Linked DNA regions of Homo sapiens: region 2 is linked to region 1. Evidence: read pairs that join two places in POLR2A ChIA-PET (ENCODE). Cell type or tissue: Caco-2. All regions are shown on one strand. Each heading gives the region's core, and the rest is flanking DNA. Links, peaks and the distances in the headings are about the cores only.

Region 1 (4,396 bases), core at 185-4,184:
ATGCCAGGTAGGGGCATTTCTTTTTTGGGTTTATTTTGCTTCAGTTACTCCCAGCTTCTCTGCTCTGGCCTAGTGGCTGGCTCCTTGGGAGCTGGGGTGGGGTATTTTGGTGGTAGAATGGTGGCTAAGAGCATAGGTTTAGGCTGCAGAGGGTCCTGGGTCATGTCCTGACTCTACCATTAAGGACCACATGACTTGGGACCTGTGACTTAACCTCTCTGAGTCTCAATGTTCTCATCTGTAAAATGAGAGAGAATGATCACCTGCCTCAAATGATTGTTTTGAAGATGGGGTGAGAATACTTATGAAGCCCTTAGCCCTGTTCCTGTCACCATTCTATCCCCTAATTTTCTCAGCAGACCTAAGACAGCCACAGGCCTGGGATGAGGGTATCTGAAGGAGGGTTTATGAAGCCAGGTTTTTCTCCCTAGATAAACTTGGAGGTCAAGGATAAAGACAGCTTGTTGTAGCAGAAAGATCCAGTTTGAGGTTTCTTAAGCTGGTAGAATCCAAGACTCGCAGGATTAGAAGAGATCCTGGAAATCCTGTAAGACTGAGAAGATGGCAGCTTTGTTGCAGGAAGGTGGAAAAGATAGTGAACCAGGATGACCTCCACAAAGTACCACTCATGAAGGCAATTGAGGTTTTGATGGGAGTGCCTGGAGGCCAAGAGTAGGATGGGGCCATGTGGGGTCTTTGAGCTCAGTCACTGTTCGAGTGAAAGCACAAAGTTACTTTATCCTCCCTTGGACCAATTCCTCATTTTTCCAGGAGGAGTTGCTGGTGACTTAGGAAACCTGATGGAATAGGTCCCAGTTGCCCTAATCGGGTTATAACCAACCCATGTTTCCCGTATGGCCTGGCACAGAAACCAAAAGAAGGTTGTGCAGATCTGGGGGTCACAGCTGTCCTGTCCTCTTTGAACAAACTAGAGAAGGCTAAGAGGAAAACATCAACAACCAAAATTACAGTCAGGAAGAAGTGCCTCCATCTGCAAGTAACTGGGCAATTACCTGCTAATTAAGCTCTCAGTTTGTTTTCTGAGGCTTAAAGTGTAGTACTTGGTAGATGTGCCCTGCCCTGCTTGTCACCAAGGTGTTGAAGATGAAGCATTTCACATGAATCAAGATGGAACTCTTCCATCTGATTAAATATAATAGCTTGATTTATTTCAACATCATGAGGTCTTAAAAGCAATGCCCTTTTATAGTTGGAGCACTGGGAGGGATTGCAGGGTTTTGAGTCCTCTGTATCTGCGGGTGGCGGTGGGGGAAGAGAACGCACCAAGAAGGGAATAGACACGCAGAATACACACCAGTGTTTGTCAAAGTATGGACTGTGGATTTATCTCTTTTGCATCTGAATCACCTGCCCATTATGAATACAGATTCCTGGGTCCACATCGGTCCCAAGTCAGACATTTTCCACATGATTCTTCAGAACATCCAGGTCTGAAAATCTCAGGTAGGGGTGGAAAGTCTTCTGGGGATATTAACATTGATCTATGAAGTCCACAGACCAATCAAAACACCATTTCAGCCAATAGTGTCTACACATACCCCAGGAAATCTTTTGCTTTAGCATTAAACAGATGATGGTTCCATGTTTATACCTCATCTCCCTATAGGTGGAGATGCAAATAGAAAAGCAGCCCAGCATCCCGAAGCCAGCGAAGAAACAGCACGCCTGTGTAAAAATTAACCCCCAGATCATCAAAGGCAGGCGTCTGCGTGCCAACTCCCTAGTCTCAGGTGTTGTAAATGCTGACTACTGCCAGTTTATCTACTGATAACGAAGGTGAACATAAGCAATCTCCAGAAATCGTTCACATGGGGCTCCCAGGTTCTTGAAAAACCACAAGAGATTGACAAATGCTTCTATTGTAGACACAAATGCAAACAAACAGCTCATTTCCTCAAGAGCTCCCCACTGCAGTGGCTGTAAACAGTATAGGGAAGGAGGGGAGAAGTCTTCTTTTCCCTTCCCCCACAGCTTCTTCCCCTTTCTGATGTCAGATTTTTCTGACACTAAGAAGTCCAGACTAGGGGAAAGAAGCTATTAATACAGAACTTCAGGAAGGGGATCCCCTTCCCCCAGAGGCCGCAGTTCTTTCAAAGTTTGTTACAAACCCTCCTTTTTTCTAGTTTCAGAGAGTCTGGGGCCCTAAAGCTTTGAATCCCTGAGTCTTCTGAGACATTGTGTTACAGTGCTTCTCAAACTTCATTCAGTGTGCTCTGGTGAAACACAGAGCTGGGTCCTGCCCACCAAAGATTCCAGCAGATTGTAATAGATTGTGATTATAGGCAGCCCCCAATACTCAGGAACAGGGGGTAGTAGCTCACATTAAATTAAAAAAATGCGGCCGGGTGCTGTGGCTCACGCCTGTAATCCCAGCACTTTGGGAGACCAAGGCGGGAGGATCACCTGAGGTCAGGAGTTCAAGACCTGCCTGGCCAACATGGTGAAACCCCACCTCTAGAAAAAATACAAAAATTAGCCGGGCATGATGGCGGTGCCTATAATCCCAGCTACTTGGGAGGATGAGGTGGAAGAATCGCTTGAACCCGGGAAGTGGAGGTTGCAGTGAGCCAAGATCGTGCCATTGCACTCCAGCCTGGGCGACAAGAGCGAAACTCCTTCTCAAAAAAAAAAAATGTTTTATTGAGATATATTTCACATACCATACGATCCTCCCATTTAAAGGTTTTTTTTTTTTTTTTTTTTTTTTTTTTTTTGGAGACGAGGGAGTCTCGCTCTGTCACCCAGGCTGGAGTGCAATGGCACGATCTTGGCTCACTGCAACCTCCACCTCCTGGGTTCAAGCAATTCTCCTGCCTCAGCCTCCTGAGTAGCTGGGAATAAAGGTGCATTCCACCACACCCGGCTACTTTTTGTATTTTTAGTAGAGACGGGGTTTCACTATATTGGTCATTTAAAGTTTTTTAGTATATTCAGAGTAGTGCAACCATCAGAATATTTTACAAGATTTGTATCACTCCTAAAAAGAACCCTGAACCCGTCAGCAGTCTCTCCCTATTTCTTCTAACTTTCCTCAATCCCAGCCCCAGCCCCAGGAAACCAGGAATCTACTTTCTCTCCGTATGGATTTGCCTATTCTGGAGAGTTCATATAAACGGAAGTATACAGCATTTGACCTTTTGTGACTGGCTTCTTTCACTTACTATAATGTTTTCAGTGTTCATCTATGCATCAATACTTCATTCCTTTTTATGGCTGAATAATATTCCACTGTACAGATACACCACATTTTGTTTATTCATTCATCAGCTGATGAACATTTAGGTTGTTTTTCTTTTTTTTGAGACAGAGTCTTGCCTTGTCATCCATGCTAGAGTGCAGTGGCATGATCATAGCTCACTGCAGCACTGACCTGGGCTCAAGCTATCCTGCTGCCTCAGCCTCCCAAGTAACTGAGACTGCAGGAAAGCACCACAACACCCAGCTAATTAAAAAAAATTTTTTTTTTGTAGAGGTGGGGTGGGGTCTTGTTATGTTGACTAGGCTGGTCCTGAACTCCTGGGCTCAAGTGATCCTCCCACCTTGGCTTCCCAAAGTGCTGGGAATGCAGATGTGAGCCACCACTCCTGGCCTGGTTGTTTCTACTTTTTGGTTTTTATGTATTAGCCATGAATTAATGCTGCCATGAACAGTTGTGTACAACTTTTTGTATGAACAGGTGTTTTCGTTTCTCCTAGGTATATAGCTAGCAGTGAAATTGTGGAGTCAAGTAGTAAATCTATGTTTAACCTGTTGAATTGCGCCACTGCACTCCAGTCTGAGTGACACAGTGAGGTCCTGTCTCAAAAAAACAAAACCAAGAAACACCTTTTGAGAAACTGCCAGACTGTTTTCCAAAGCAGCTGCACCACTTTACATTTCTGCCAGCAGTGCAAGAGGGTTTCAATTTCTCCACATCCTGGCCAACATTTATTATTACCTGCCTTTGATTATCGGCATCCCAGTGGGTATGAAATGGTATTTCACTATGTTTTTAATTTGCATTTTCCTGATGGCGAACACTATTGGGCATCTTTTCTCATGCTTATTGGCCATTTGTATGTTTTCTTTGGAGAAATGTATATTCGGATCCTTTGTCCATTTTTAAACTGGGTTATTTGCCTTTATTAAATTGTAGGAGTTCTTTATGTATTTCCGTAAGTTTCTTATCAGATATATGAATTGCAAAAATTTCCCCCCATTTTTTGGGTTGTCTTTTCACTTGATGTCCTTTGATGCATAAAAGTTTTAAATTTTGGTGAAGTCCAATTTATCTTTTTCTTTCCTTTGTTGCATGTGGCTCACATTTTTGAGAAATGTTGCTAAAATGCAACTTGGAACTCTGGAAGCTTTGAGATCTCAGAGCTTGGTGGGGCTT
Region 2 (4,396 bases), core at 320-4,319, 54 kb before region 1:
AGCATAAACAAATAGACCAATATAATAAAATAGAGTCCCCAAATGGACCCACACATAAACAGTCACCTAATTTGCAACAAAGTTCCCACTGCAATGAAGTGGGAGGAAGAATGGTGTTATTCAACCAGGAAAAAACAAACCTTGATCTCTACATCATATCAAACGCAAAAATAAATTACAGATAAATCATAGACCTACATGTGAAAGGCAAAATAATAAAGCTTCTAAAAGATAACATAGAATATCTTCATGACCTTGAGGTAGACAAAGATTTCTTGAATGGTTCACAAAAAAATACTAACCATAAAAGAAAAGATTGACATTTCATAATTTTGTTAACGTTCAAAACTTCTGTTTATCAAGAATACCATGTAGAGAGTGAAAAGGAAAGCTCCAGAGTATGAGAGTATATCTGCAATACATATACTTGACAAAGAATTCATATCCAGAATATATAAATAACTTCTTCAAACCAATAAGAAAAGAACAGACTTCCCAATAGAAAAGTAGGCCAAAGCCTTGGACAGGAAATTCCCAAAACAGAATATCAAAATGGCTAATGAACCTATTAAAAGAGTCCTCAATAACATTAGTCATTAGGAAAATGCAAGTTAAAACCACAAGGAGACATCACTGCAGCCATACCAGCATAGCTAAATGAAAAAGAGACAATACCAAGTGTCAGCAAGGAGGTGGAGCAACTGGAAGTCTCATGCAATGCTGACGGGCATGTGGATTTGTCTAATCACTTTGGAAAACTATTTGCCAACATATACCAAATCTTTGCATATGTATGCCCTATGACCCAGGAATTCTACTTCTAGGTACATGCCCAACAGAAATGTACACGTACGTGCACCAAAAGACACATTCATAATAGCTTTATTGATAATAGCTTAAAACGGAAAACAACCTAATGCCCATTAGTAGTAGAATGAATGAATAAATCATGGTATGTTCATGCAATGGAATATTATACAGCAATGAAAGAGAATGAACTGTTGCTTCACGTCACAGTATGGATGAATCTCCCAAAGTGTTTTACGAAAGAAATGAGTGTACCTTCCTCATGCTGTCTTTTTTCATCTGCCAACTAAACGGCCAAGACTCCAAGGACCTAGAAAAGGATGGAGCCACAAAGTAGAGAGAGCTTGGGGGACCCTGAATGACTATGTGGGAGGCTTACCTGGCCAGGAACAGTCACCTTGTATTGTGACGAGTGAAAATAACTTTTATTGTGTTAATCGACTGAGAATTTGGATCATCTGTTACAGCAGCCAGCATTCATTCTCCTAGGTGGTAAATAGGGCAAAACACATTATGTGATAACAGATGGTACCATCAGAATGTGCTGGAGAAGCTCATGAGAAGAGAGCCTACCAGGAGCTGGCATGGACAGGAAAGGTCTCTTACCTTCAACAAGAGCTAGAACTCAGATGGAACGCTGAGCTTAGATAAGTGACTAGAGAGAGCAAGATCCTACTGTCAGAGGCATGCGAACGAGAACAACTCCATCTTGAATAGGGGCTGGGTAAAATAAGGCTGAAACCTACTAGGCTGCATTCCCAGAAGGTTAGGCATTCTAGTCACAGGATGAGATAGGAGGTCGGCACAAGACACAGGTCATGAAGACCTTGCTGATAAAACAGGTTGCAGTAAAGAAGCCGGCTAAATCTCACCAGAACCAAGATGGCCACGAGACTGGCCTCTGGTCATCCTCACTGCTACACTCCCACCAGCGCCATGATGGTTTACAAATGCCATGGCAATGACAGGAAGTTATCCTATATGGTCTAAAAAGGGAGGCGTGAATAATCCACCCCTTGTTTAGCATGTAATCAAGAAATAAACACAAAAAATGGGCAACCAGCAGCCCTCGGGGCTGCTCTGTCCATGAAGTAGCCATTCTTTTGTTCCTTTACTTTCCTAATAAACTTGCTTCACTTTACTCTATGGACTTGCCCTGAATTCTTTCTTGTGTGAGATCCAAGAACCCTCTCTTGGGGTCTGGATTGGGTCCCCTTTCCTGTACCACTGCCAGGCGGGGGCAGAGGCACATGCTAAGGACAGGTAGAGAGCACCCAGTTCCTGCACGGGGAAGACAGGGTAGGGCCAGCTTTTGCAGAGGCCCCGTCATGCCCTGAAGGATCTTGGAAAAGAAGGGTTAAAGGCTGTTCTTTCCTTAGTAGAGCTGCCACCCACAATTTGAAATGACATATGTGCTCCGCCTACGCATTCAGGGCAGTTTCATGGGAGATGTGCGTAATTCCTTTAACCTGACAACATGACCTAGTGTCTCCTCTTTATTTTATAATGATCTACTTTTAAGAGAATTTATGGAGTCTGATGAATAGCTTCACATTTTTTCCTTTGAACTCCCAGATGCTGACCATATTCCAAATTCCAGCTGAAGTTCCCAGCCCTTCACCAGAGCCGTCTGGTAAATTTCTAACACTCCCCAGGACATTCCTGTTTCCTGCTGAGAAAGAAGAAAACAACAGTGCTTCCCTGAGGGCGGTTTGCTTCAGCCCCCAGGACTGGAAACTCCATTTTAGGAAAAGTGTTTACAAGGGTATAAAACTCGGAGAGGAAATGGCCTGGGAGTCTCTTGGGAAACCATCTGCGACCCCATCCTAAGGGTTTGCTGCAGAATTCTGTGGCATTCCTCAGCAGTGGGGCTGCCTAGGACATTCACTCTGATTTTGAAAATACATTGAAGTGCAAGTGTGTGTGCCAGTGGGCATCTGAAACAGCCCTGAGAAAATGACAGGCAAAGGTAAAAGAAGTGGGGGAGATAAAGAGAGAAGGAGGGAGGTGAAAGGCCTTTTTCTGCAAAAAGATCTCTTCCATGCATTTGAATATTTTTTAGGTACGGAAATATTCAAACATACAAAAATAGAGAAGATAGTGAAATGAACTACCATGTATTAAGTCATCCGGCTTCAACAAATATCGACATTTTGTACATCTTTTTCACCTATCTGCCCCCTCCTTTTTTTTTGCGGTAGAGCTGGGATTGGTAAATGACAATCCCATGGGCCAAATCCAGCCTGCCTCCTGTTCTTGTAAACAAAGTTTTATTGCAACACGGCCATGCCATTCACTTATGTATTTTCCATAGCTGCTTTTGCAACACAACAGCAAGGCTGAGCAGTCATGATAGAGACCATATGGCCCTCAAAAGCTAAAATATTTGCTATCCGGTCCTTTACAGAAAAAATTTGCTGGCCCCTACACTAGAGTCATTGCTGGGACCATAGGTGTGCACCACCACACCTGGCTAATTTTTATTATTATTATTAGTAGTAGTAGTAGTAGTAGAGTCAGAGTCTTGCTATATTGCTGAGGCTGGTCTTCAATTCCTGGGCTCAAGCGATCCTCCCACCTCAGCCTCCCAAAGTGCCATGATTACAGGTGTGAGCCACTGCACTAGGCTTAGAGTCCTAAAGCAAATACTAGACATCATATTATTTCATCTGGCTTCAAGTTTCCATCTCTAGCAGGTAAGAACTTTATAACTACCATACCAATAATGAAATGACCATGCCTAACAAAATTAGTAATTCCATCACCTCATCTCATTTATAATCTGTGTTGCAAATTACCCTAATATCTTGTGTTTTTTTTTTTTTTAAATAGAAACAGGGTCTCGCTATGTTGCCCAGGTTAGTCTTGAACTCCTGGGCTGAAGTGGTCCTCTCGTCTCGGTCTCCCAAAGTGCTGGGATTACAGGCGTGAGCCACCACGCCCAGCGCCCCCCAATATCTTTAAAAATATCTTTTTACAGTTATTTTTTTTACATCCTGATCTAAATAAAGTTCTCACATTGCATTTGGTTGATATATCTCTTAAGTATTTCTTAATCCGTTGTCATTTCTCCCTTACCCCCTTGCCTTCTTTCAATTACATTTATGTGTTAAAGAAACCAGGTCGTTTGTCCTCTGCAATCCCCACATGCTGGATATGGCTGGTTGAATCCTCACTGCATCATTTATCTCGACCGCAGTGCTTTTTTTTTTTTTTTTTTTGGGATGGAGTCTTGCTCTGTCGCCCAGGCTGGAGTGTAGTGGTGCTATCTCCACTCACTGCAAGCTCTGCCTCCTGGGTTCACACCATTCTCCTGCCTCAGCCTCCCAAGTAGCTGGGACTACAGGCTCCTGCCAACACGCCCGGCAAATTTTTTTTGTATTTTTAGTAGAGACAGGGTTTTACTGTGTTAGCCAGGATGGTCTCGATCTCCTGACCTCGTGATCTGCTCGCCTCGGCCTCCCAAAGTGCTGGGATTACAGGTGTGAGCCACCGTGCCCGGCCAACTGCAGTGCATTTTTAAGTGTCTGGGCCACATGAGGTGAAGTGGGAAAGGCCCCATTGCCCTTTCCAAGGGAGATGGGTGGAA

What was found. Peaks named below come from ENCODE experiments on the same cell type or tissue, not always from the same donor. Only the 100,000 strongest peaks of a DNase experiment are listed, where the experiment ranks them.
Region 2: POLR2A ChIA-PET joins it to region 1 with 5 read pairs; 6 of 35 experiments call an interaction of 5 or more read pairs at or near these places.

The regions. Positions count from the first base shown.
Region 1 is chr14:64,697,253-64,701,648 of GRCh38, forward strand. No RefSeq gene overlaps it. Among named protein-coding and RNA genes, the nearest start is that of PLEKHG3, 5.0 kb to the right of the region's middle. In Caco-2, for the core only: no CTCF peak of the experiment used is centred there; a DNase peak (open chromatin) is centred at 1,789.
Region 2 is chr14:64,643,220-64,647,615 of GRCh38, forward strand. No RefSeq gene overlaps it. Among named protein-coding and RNA genes, the nearest start is that of PLEKHG3, 59 kb to the right of the region's middle. In Caco-2, for the core only: no CTCF peak of the experiment used is centred there; DNase peaks (open chromatin) are centred at 1,632, 2,332 and 2,462.